Regions from separate parts of the Homo sapiens genome. Here region 1 is linked to region 2. The links are chromatin contacts, found by Hi-C in ENCODE. All regions are on one chromosome and are shown on one strand. The core of a region is the stretch at or near the end of the contact, and the rest is flanking DNA. Distances in the headings are between cores, read along the strand shown. Region 1 holds the start of PPM1K (protein phosphatase, Mg2+/Mn2+ dependent 1K). Region 2 overlaps ARHGAP24 (Rho GTPase activating protein 24).

Region 1 (5,333 bases), core at 735-3,234, 2.5 Mb after region 2:
TTGGGACCCCAATACCTTCTTTCTCAATACCCTGCTAGGAGGAAGGGAAAGAAAATTTACTGCTTTACCTGAGGGGAAAAAAGAAAACAACAATAAAAACTCCAAAGGACTCCCCTTAGGTTTAATGTGAATATGTCTATGTTCAGATGTGTGACTGGAGAAAAGTGTGAAATGTGAGCAGTGAAAAGTACTCAGTATTCTATTCCCATAGATATCTTTTAAGACACGTTAGTAAATATGCATACAAGCCACAGACTATATCCCAAACCTGTAACTTTATAATGCCTTTAAGAACTTTCCTTCACAGTCTATTATGTCACCAGCCACTCTCCTCTCTTCTTTCCTCGTCTCTAAGGATTGCAGTCAAGGAATTTGCCTGGGTGATCAGTAGTAATGACTAAGGTTGCAAGAAAAAATTATTAGCGAGAACTCACTACTCAAATATTGTAACTAAGGTATTTTATCAGACACACACACACGCACGTGCTGCTCTTCTTCCTGCCACAGCTGCCTAACCAGAACACCACAAACCATGGCTGTTTTTCTTTTTCTTTCTGAGACAGGGTCTTGCTCTGTCGCCCAGGCTGGAGTGCAGTGGTGCGATCTCGGCTCACTGCAGCCTCGACCACTCAGGATCAAGAGATCCTCCCACCTCAGCCTCCGGGGCTGGGACCACAGGCACATGCCACCACGCCCGGGTAATTTTTGTATGTTTTGTAGAGCCGAGGTTTCGATGTGTTGCCCAGGCTGGTCTCGAACTCCTGGGCTCAAGCCCGCTTTGGCCTTCCAAAGTGCTGTGATCACAGGCGTGAGCCATTGCTACCGGTCTCATTGCTCTTTTTCATCGTCATTGTAATCTGTCACTTTAGTCGCTCATTCTGAAACCGAAGGACAGCCTCATTCCTCCGCCCTGACGGAAAGAACCGATGAGGCCTTGCTGCACGTTAGCAGTGGGAGGCTCAGAAAAGCCCGTGGAGCTTTTGAGACTGCAAATTCCCTGGCTATTTCCACCTGGAGCCTCTTTGTCACATCCGGTGAATTCCCTCATCTACAGAAAGCGGCTGCTGAAAAAGACATCACCAGCTACAACGCCTTGAGTACTACAGCGCTCCCTGCGCAAAGTAAAACCCAAGTCTTCGGATCAAAACCAGCCGGGGCTGTGCATCCTTCACGATGCCGGACCTCCTGAAAAGCTCACCTGGGTACAGCTCAGGATCCTGGCCTCGGCTCGCTGGCCCTGACAGGCGGGTGGTCAGGGTGACACACGGTGGGAAGAACACACGCCCGCCTGCCTGCGAAGCCTCGCAAATAGCTGGGCTCCCTCGGCACCTTCTGCCGCCAGGTCTCCGCCTCCCAACCTCCCTCTGGGCGTACCGAGCCCGTTGTCGCCACGTTTCCCTCGCCCGGGAGGCAACGCGGCACCCACCCCGCAGCATCCTCGCTTCCGGGGCCTCGGGCAAGGGTCTCCAGTCCCAGCCCACCCACCCTGCCCGCCTCGCGCCGCGCTGGCCCTCCAGCCTGCGGCCACATTCAAGGCCGAGCGCAGTCTGGGCTGGAAACCCGCCGCCCGGGGCGCAGGCAGCCCAGCTGGGCCCCGCCTCACCCCGACGAGCTGCTCACGACCTCCAAAGGGAAGAAAGCGACGCTCTGAGAACTCCGAGAGGCCGCCGGCCAAGCGCCGACTCGGGGGGCGGGGGAACGGAAACCGACGTCTCCCCTTCGACCTCCCGGGAAACCCTTCTCCGTTTACTCTCCATTCCGCGACCGCCAATAAAGAACAGCATACATGGTTAGCAGAAATAAATGAATTGCACTCTCTAGGCTCTTACCTCTGGATGGCTACGTCCCTGAAAAATGTTTTAATTAGCTAACGGAGGACGGGGGAGGAGCTTTCTTGGTCGGTAAATAAGAGTGCCTTCTCCGTCGTCTCGGATCTCCGAAGCAAGCAGTCAAAGCGGCCACTGCCTTGCCTGCTGGAAATTCTCGAAAATTTTTCTCCCGCAGTTGACCAGATGGAGAGGGAGAAGTCTGTTCCCGCTGACTGACAGCAGATCCGGCCAGTCCGCACTCGGCGAGACGGCTGGCCGGCCGCCCGGGCCCTCGATCGCAGCCAGTCACAGATGCCGATGGGAACGAGCCTCCCCGCGGCTGCTATTTGACTTCGCAGGCTTCCAGCTGCGCGGCGGAGCGACGTCACCCTGTGCCAGTGGTGGCTCGCGGCGGCGCCCCGCCCTCCCGAGGTTAGCTCCCCAGCCAAAGAGGGGGCGCGCTTGCGCGGTGGGTGGGGCCGCGAGACTTGGTACCTAGCCAGCGGGCGGAGCGCGGAGGGGGTTTCGCTTCGGGCTAAGGGACTGTAGTTGTGACAGCCAGGAAACCGAGAACGGAATGCCAATACTGCTTAGGCTTAGAGTTTGAAAGGCATCTGATTTCACTGCCATGTCTTTGAACAGCAGTGCACAGTGCAGTCTTCTTCGTGGCTGAACAGGTATCTTGTGATCTTTAGGGAATGTCTATTAATTCATTAAACAAGTATTTCTGTGTTTATTGAAGGACGTCTTGTATGCTATACATTTGCTAGGCACTGGGGATACGCCCCTAACACAGCTAGACACGATAGCTGCCCTCATAGAATTTTCAGTCTAACAAAGAAGAGGGAGAAAACCAACAAGTAAGCAAGCACATAGAATAGTAATTAATCATGTCAAGGAAAGAAATAGGCATGGTGTGGACACTGGAGGATAACTTCAGATAAGATTGTTATATGAGAACTTTATAAGATGGCATTTAAACCATCAGTCATTCAGCCATGGAACCAATAAAATGATGAATTGTTTTGGGCAGAGGGGACAGCAGACAAAGGTCTCTCGGTGAGACAGCCCGGCGTTTTGGAAGAACAGAAAGAAAGCCAAAGTGTCTCCAGCATATTGAGGGAGGGAAAGAACAGCATGATGTGAGAGAGATGAGGCAGACAGGGGCTTGGAGTTGGCATTACATTTTAAATTTAATGGGCTTCTATTGAGGCATTCGAAAAAAAGAAGTGAAAGGGTCTGGGTTTAGACTTTACATCACTTTGGTTAGTGTGCAAAGAACAGTTAAAATAAGCTATTGGGAAACTGATTAGGAGATGATGACAGATGAAATTTAAGGTGGAAGATGACTTTGATTAAACTATGACAATATCACTGAAGGGAGAGAAGAGCAGAGAGATTAGAGATTTTAAAGATAAATAATTAACTTGATTTGGCATTTTAGTTATTCTAGGCCAGGGACAACTGTTTTGAATCCAGTGCATTTAATAACCAGGTTAGAGAGTGACTCTCATATTGACGGCTCACAAATTATAGTAATAACCTTGAGTAATATTATGTTGAGTTGATGTCTTTTCATAGACTTCCTGGATTTTTTTTTCTTTTGTCTTTCTTTCTTTTTTTTTTTTTTTTTTTTTTTTTTTTGAGACAGGGTTTTACTCCTGCCCAGGCTGGAGTGCAGTGGCGCTATCTGAGCTCACTGAAACCTCTGCTTCCCAGGCTCAAGTGATCCTCCCACTTCAGCCTCCCAAGTAGCTGTGACTACAGGCACGCTCAACCATACACAGCTAATGTTTATATTTTTTGTAGAGATGGGGCTTCCCCATGTTGCCCAGGCTGGTCTTGAACTCCTGAACTCAAGCAATCCACCCACCTCAGCCTCCCAAAGTGCTGGGATTACAGGCATGAGCCACTGTACCTGGCGTGGAATTTAAAAAAATAATAATTTTATTGAAACATGTGTCTTAAAAAGTGCACATATCCTAAGTGTAGACAGCTCAATGAATTTTCACAGTCTGCAGACACCTTTGTATCCAGCACCCAGATCAAGGAACAAAACATTATTAATACCTGGGAACCCCATCAACCTGCCTTCCAGGCACTGCCTTCTTCCAAGGGGAGTTTCTATGCTGACTTTCAACAGCATAGGTAGTTTTGCCTATCTTTATACTTGTTATATATAAAGCCATAAAGTATGTGTTCTTTTGTTTCTGGCTACTTGGACTCAACATTACACTTGTGAGATTCTTCCATATTGTTGTATGCAGTTGTAGATCATTCATTTTGTTTTCCATTCTGTGGATATACTGTAATTTATGAATTCATTCTTCTGATGGACATTAGGGCAGTTTGCCATTTAGAGCCATTATAGATAGTGCTACTATGAGCATTCTACTACATATCTGTTGGTGATGGCTTTCATTTGATGGAGTATTTTGGTAGCTAAGTTACTATTAAGTTTTTAAAAATCTGCTCATCAATAATGTAGTATCATGTGTTGCAATATCTCAATCATTTGGATCAAAATTTGGTGCAGATAATGAGGACTTTGCTTTCACAAATGTGAAAAATTTTGGTAACAAGAAAGATGTGGGAAATTTTAAGCTTGGAAGTGTAAAATATTTTGAATTGTCCTGGAGTTTTGACCTTTTTTATAACCACTTGCATGCCCAGCATCTGAGAACATCATGACTTTGCTAAATCCTTGTACCAAAACAGACTGGAATCCAGAGTCACATGATAAGCAAAGCCACTTAGGCTGTTCTGAAGAATATCTTTGATACTAAAACAGTCCTTGAAATTGCCTTTGAAAATCACACCATTTCACACTCTACCACAGCTCATTAAAATTAAAGCCAGCAGTTTACTTCTTTTGAATTATATGCTTCTGGGTTTTGAATCTCTGAAGCATAGCTAAATACACCACAAAAATAATTCATGGCCAGCACAGTGGTTCATGCCTGTAATCCCAGCACTTTGAGAGGCCAAGGCTGCCAATCACTTGAGCTGGGAGTTCAAGACTAGCCTGAGCAACATGTCAAAACCATGGTCTCTACAAAAAAATACAAAAATGAGCCAGGCATGGTGGCGCATACCTGTGATCCCAGCTACTCGGGAGGCTGAGGTGGGAGGATCACCTGAGCCCAGGAGGTCCAGGCTGCAGTGAACCATGATCTCACCACTGTACTCTAGCCTAGGTGACAGCACTTTGGGAGGCCGAGGCGGGTGGATCACAAGGTTAGGAGATCAAGACCATCCTGGCTAACACGGTGAAACCCCGTCTCCACTAAAAATACAAAAAATTAGCCGGCGTGGTGGCGGGCGCCTGTAGTCCCAGCTACTTGGGAGGCTGAGGCAGGAGAATGGCGTGAACCCGGGAGGCGGAGCTTGCAGTGAGCCGAGATCGCGCCACTGCACTCCAGCCTGGGCGACAGAGCAAGACTCCGTCTCAAAAAAATAAAATAAAATGCACAATTATTGGTACACCAAACCCCCATGAAATGCAGTTTATCTGTATAAGAAACC
Region 2 (5,095 bases), core at 1,553-4,052:
AATAAGTAATGTGTTACTGCATCTTATACAGAAAGTGTGGTTTGTTCTTTTTATAAAGTTACTGGAGGTGTGTGTCAAGGAATCAGTGACTAAACAAATCCCAAGAGGCATACCTAATATTAATCAAGCACTAAGTGTTTTATTTTAGTCCCATTCACAATCACGCTGTTCACATGCATGTCTAGCTGGGAAACAGCATAATAATGCTTTGTAGGAAAGAGAGAAAAGGAAAAAAATATTCATTTTCTGGTTTATTCAATTCTTCTGTGTGGAGATTATGCTTAAGAAAACAATGAATAAGGCAAGATTTATTTTCTCAGTGATTTTTCTGATTTCTTGAATGGCTTTCTAACTTACAAGTTCTTTTAAGCTGAAAAACACTACAAAGCAATTTTATAAACCATGTACAATGAATTAGTAGCACAATATATGACAATATGTGTTTTCTTCTAATATTTTTATATTGTGCATTTTAGAGCAAAACGAATCACTGATTTCTCAAAGATCTTGAAAATGATAGTAGTCACTTTTATTAATCTCACTCTACAAAAGAAAAAAACTGGATATATTACATACATTTATTAAGCTATAAGCTGAGTCCAGGGCAATTCTATGTTTCAACTTTAATTAGATTCCTTGGCTAAATACTTGATCATTTAACTTTATTTGGAATCACATTGTGAAGACTTTTGTATTAGAAGCTCATTTTTCTTTAATTTTTAAAAAAATACAAGTTTCACCTAGTCACTGTAGAAATTTTTCCTAAGTGTTAAAGCATCAGATGGTGTATATGACAAACTTTTCTGTTTGAAACAATGAATTAGAGACTGGCTTTTGTCTGCAATAATGAATTTGGGATATGCATATGTTTGTTAACTTTGTCTAAAACAATTCTCTAGGCCAGGCATGGTGATTCACACCTGTAATCCCAGCACTTTGGGAGGCCAAGGCGGACGAATCACTTGAGGTCAGGAGTTCGAGGGCAGCCTGGCCAACATGGTGAAACCCCATCTCTACTACAAAAAATAAAAAAATTAGCCAGGCACGGTGGCGCATGTCTGTAATCCCAGCTACCCGGGAGGCTGAGGTAGGAGCATCACTGCAACCTGGTAGGCGGAGGTTTCAGTGAGCCGAGATCACACCACTGCACTCCAATATGGGCAACAGAGTGAGATTCTATCTCAAAAAAAAAAAAAAAGAAAAAAAAAAGAAAAAAAAAACAATTGTCTAGAAATTGTGCTTATTTTTGCTTCCTACCTTCAGTTAGGTGGCATGACTTATTTTAAAATGAAATGTTATTCCAATTGAAACACCGCTGTTTTAAACTGAAAATATGCTATGTTAAGTCAATTCAGTAAAGCTTTTCCTCACTTGACTCCTCTTTCATTTTAATCGAAATTTAATTTTCGTGTTCATACCTAAATAGGAAATTCGACATACTAAAGAATATGTATTTTAAATTTAGAACTTTTGTACCATAAGACCTAAATTTAAAATTCCTGAAATGTCAGTGTCATTTTGAATACACGCTTAGGAAGACTTCGATTTAGAAAGATACTTTTCAAACCTGGAAAAGGAAACAACCATTTAAATGAATTAATGCATGTTAGCATTCACTGATAACACCTTATAAGGGTGCTTCTTAGTACAACCTTATGAGAATTCTCCAGAAGCCTCAGAATTCAGCCCCTTATAAACTAGAATTCAGTGAGCAAGATTTATGTTTCCCAAGGAACTGTCAAGCTTAGTGCTTTTGATTGTGTTCAGGGAAGAGAAGATATTGAGATTTCTGAAGTTGTTGAACAGAGAAAGAGATAAATGCTTTGTTCTTTGAAAAATCCACATTTAGTTCATTTTCAATTACAATCTCCCAGGGAAAAAAGATACTCAAACTGACTCAAGTATGTTCCTACATATTGGCCTTTGTTTAACATATTAAATTGGAGCTTCTGGACAGTTGAAGAGGTAATATGAATCCAAGGTTCTTTTTGTATTAATACATCTTAATCATGAAATAAATGTTTGTTGAATGACTATTACTTTCAAACCTTAATTTAAAAAGACATCGACAAATAAAATGATGTTAAAACTGCTATGTTTTATTTCATATTTGATTATTGGAGTATTTGTTACTTAGTATACTGCTGAATCATGCTAAAACATGAACAGTTCATTAAGCAAAGCCATTTAATAAATTCTGAAATTACTGTTAGCAAACAGTAATTTGGAACTGTAAATTGCCAGAAGAAAAAGCATCGGGTATCTACAGTCAATAATAATTCAGAAAGTGGAATTGGAGGACAAGAAGGTCTCAAGTGTTATTCTATAACCCCCCTCCTTTTCTTTTTTGGTTTTGTTTCTTTTGCTGTAGGTATTGTGGAAATTATTTGTTTTATATCAATCAGAACACTTTGAAAAAAAATTTTACTGTTGTGTATTCTTCCATTCTATGGTTATACTGTACATAATAGAACATGGCTCCTATTGTTGGGGACCTACATTGTTTCAGTGACTTCTGCTGTGAATAAAATTAGGATAAGCATTCTTTTACATATGACTTTGCTCATTTGATTATTTCAGAACTGAAATGACTTGGAAATTAGTGAGTCCTGATCACTTTTTTTTTTTTAAGAGTAGGAGAACTAGTCCTGAAATATCACTGATCTAGAACCTTGGCTTCCAAGCTTTCAGTCTAATATCTGTATCTAGCCAGAAGTAATGACTGAGTGACAAATACATAAGGGGGCAGGAAGTGAAAGCATAATTTCCTTCTGTCTGAGTAAGAGGTCAATCATGTACCCCATTCTCTGAAAATCCCCAGGGAGTGGAAGGGTTCTCATACTAAAGAAAACAGTCACGATTCCATGCCAGACTTTATTCTCAAGGAGTGATAAACATATGATAGCTATGGGAACATTTTTAAATAGCTGTCATTTTGTTAATGAGTATTTGCTAAAGCATTTCCTGGGCCACTGGTGTTTATGGAACTTTTAAACAAAATATTTATGAAGATGGAACCGGGACTTGCTTCATAAATTATGTCCTTTTACTTGCACCTTTGCTTTTCCTCACTGCACAACGATGTTCAGGCCTCTTCTACATGAAACAAACAAACAAATCTTCAGCCTTTTCAACCATGTTCTTTTTTCCTGGTGCCAAGAAAAATTTATATTTTTTGTTTCTTCTCCCTTGCCTCCCTCTGAGTTGATTGCCCTTTGCACTTTGGCATTATTTCTACCACAATATTGAAATGACCTCTCAGAGGTTGCTCATGATGGCTGAATTAACAGTTAAATTCAACAGCTTTTTATCTCTGTCTTCACCTTCTGTTCTTTCTGCCATCTATACTGTTTACCCTCATGCTCTTCTTGAAATAGTTCTGTCTTTTGATATTAGAGATCTTGTAGAGATCTAGTGCATAGCCTATGGCTCTGCCCCTCTCCTAGGCTTTTTTTTTTCTTCCCTCTTGTTAGAGGGCTCCTGTTTTCTTCCCACCTTCTTGGTTTCAGTGTCTGTGTTTATTTTGTTTTCTCTCTTAGTCTTTCTTCCTTGGAAAATTTCATATAGGCCTATGGCTTCATCTTAAAGCTCAATGTGGATATCTGATCAGCAAAGCCTCTTCCACCCTTTGTGCGAGTTGTAACAAACGTCCCCTTCCTCCAGATGCACAATGCTCGCATCAGGATCTTCAGCTTGGCAGCAAACTGAGCTGGATTTCAGCCCCTGCTCAGCCTGCACAACCTCAGACAGTTGCCCTGCTGGTCAGGGCCTCCTATTCAATGCTGTCTATGGTATTCCAGTGCTTCAAACTCCATGTCTTTCCCTCAGTCAAACTAGCCTTCCATCTTTCATCTCCTCCATCACTTTTTATACAACCAGGTGCCAATTAGAATTTTAGCAACCATTTCCTTGGCATTTTTCCTTTTTATTTCCATGGCCACATTCTTGCTCAGAATTTAATTCCCTCTTGTTAGCCTACTGTCCCCGCCCCAATCCTTTTCTACTACAGTCTATCCTCTATACATTTGGCAATTTGAAGATGATTATATATCTCTATCTATCTATCTATCTATCTATCTATCTATCTATCTATCTATCTATCTATCTCTCTATCTCTCTATCTGCTTTCCTATCTAGATATAGACACATAAATATAGATAGATATAATTATACCCCCCAACTTTTCAATGAGTCCTTAGCAGATGGACAGAAGCAGAGGCTGTAAAGTTGAATTTCAGAATTTGAGGTCCAGCTTTGGTGCATTCACGTGTGTCATCCTGTGTGTTACTCAGTTTCAGGGTGTCAATAATGAATAACCTATGTCAAAACCTTCTATGTGCCAGCCACAGTGCTCTGAGCATTTCCCATATATTGTTCATTCAGCACTCAAAAGAAAACATTTTGTTCTGTTTGTACTAGACATTATAAAAATGGAATCAAATTTATCTTAAAGAGACTGCTTTATTCTCTGAGTTCAATTTGGGTTTTGAAGAAGTCTACAGTAAAGTTAAATTCAGATAATACCAATGGTCTTGGCCCGATTGCAAGTGGTGGTAAAACAAAGGCAAGTGAGTATTATATTTTATTTTGAGATAAAATCATCTCCTTGTTCTGTTTTTGTTGTTGTTGTTGTTATTTTGTTTTGTTTTGTTTTTTTAAGAAAGAGCAGCAAGAAAAGTAAAACAGATTTTTTTTCTTTTTAACAATTACAAACTACATAACGCAAATAAACACTTTCCTTTGTTCAATGCTTATATGTGGTTTTCTTTATTTATTCTTAGTGTCACAAAACAAGCAACTGGAGTAGCCAGAAACCTATCCCACATTTTTTGACACCAGGCTGCCTCATTTGCCAGAATACTGTCCTTTCTTTCAATTTAAGAATCCATCAGTGCCGTTGTCAAATTTAAGTGGAAATACTTCAAAGTAATGACTAAGGGTCTTCAGACATGTGCCAGGAATATTATTTTGCTATAACTGCTACCCTAGAGTCATAAATTAATTTTCCAGAGTGACACCTCCTTGTCACTTTGGGAAGATAAAGTGACCATCATTTCTTATACCCAGTATGGGTTTTTGGAAGGCTGTTGTTAGT

Evidence for each region. A loop is a pair of places that touch in the nucleus more often than their neighbours do. Pooled maps may share reads with other maps.
Region 1: a map with no recorded cell type shows a loop between it and region 2 (11-fold over the local background). The contact joins the promoter of PPM1K here to the enhancer-like site in region 2. A Hi-C loop is called at or near these places in 3 of 37 single-sample maps with no recorded cell type and 5 of 50 pooled maps.

The regions. Positions count from the first base shown.
Region 1 is chr4:88,282,577-88,287,909 of GRCh38, forward strand. PPM1K (protein phosphatase, Mg2+/Mn2+ dependent 1K) reads right to left here and starts at 1,985. Exons shown (of 7, transcript NM_152542.5): 1 at 1,830-1,985. PPM1K-DT (PPM1K divergent transcript) reads left to right here and starts at 2,354. Exons shown (of 5, transcript NR_134238.1): 1 at 2,354-2,485. RefSeq lists enhancers at 1,768-1,827, 1,868-1,957, 1,870-2,393 and a silencer at 2,128-2,347.
Region 2 is chr4:85,780,854-85,785,948 of GRCh38, forward strand. The region is part of intron 3 of ARHGAP24 (Rho GTPase activating protein 24); the gene reads left to right. Among named protein-coding and RNA genes, the nearest start is that of MIR4451, 61 kb to the left of the region's middle. Within about 2 kb of position 2,803, at least 3 of the 41 ENCODE cell types and tissues checked have a DNase peak (open chromatin) inside an H3K27ac peak, as active enhancers do.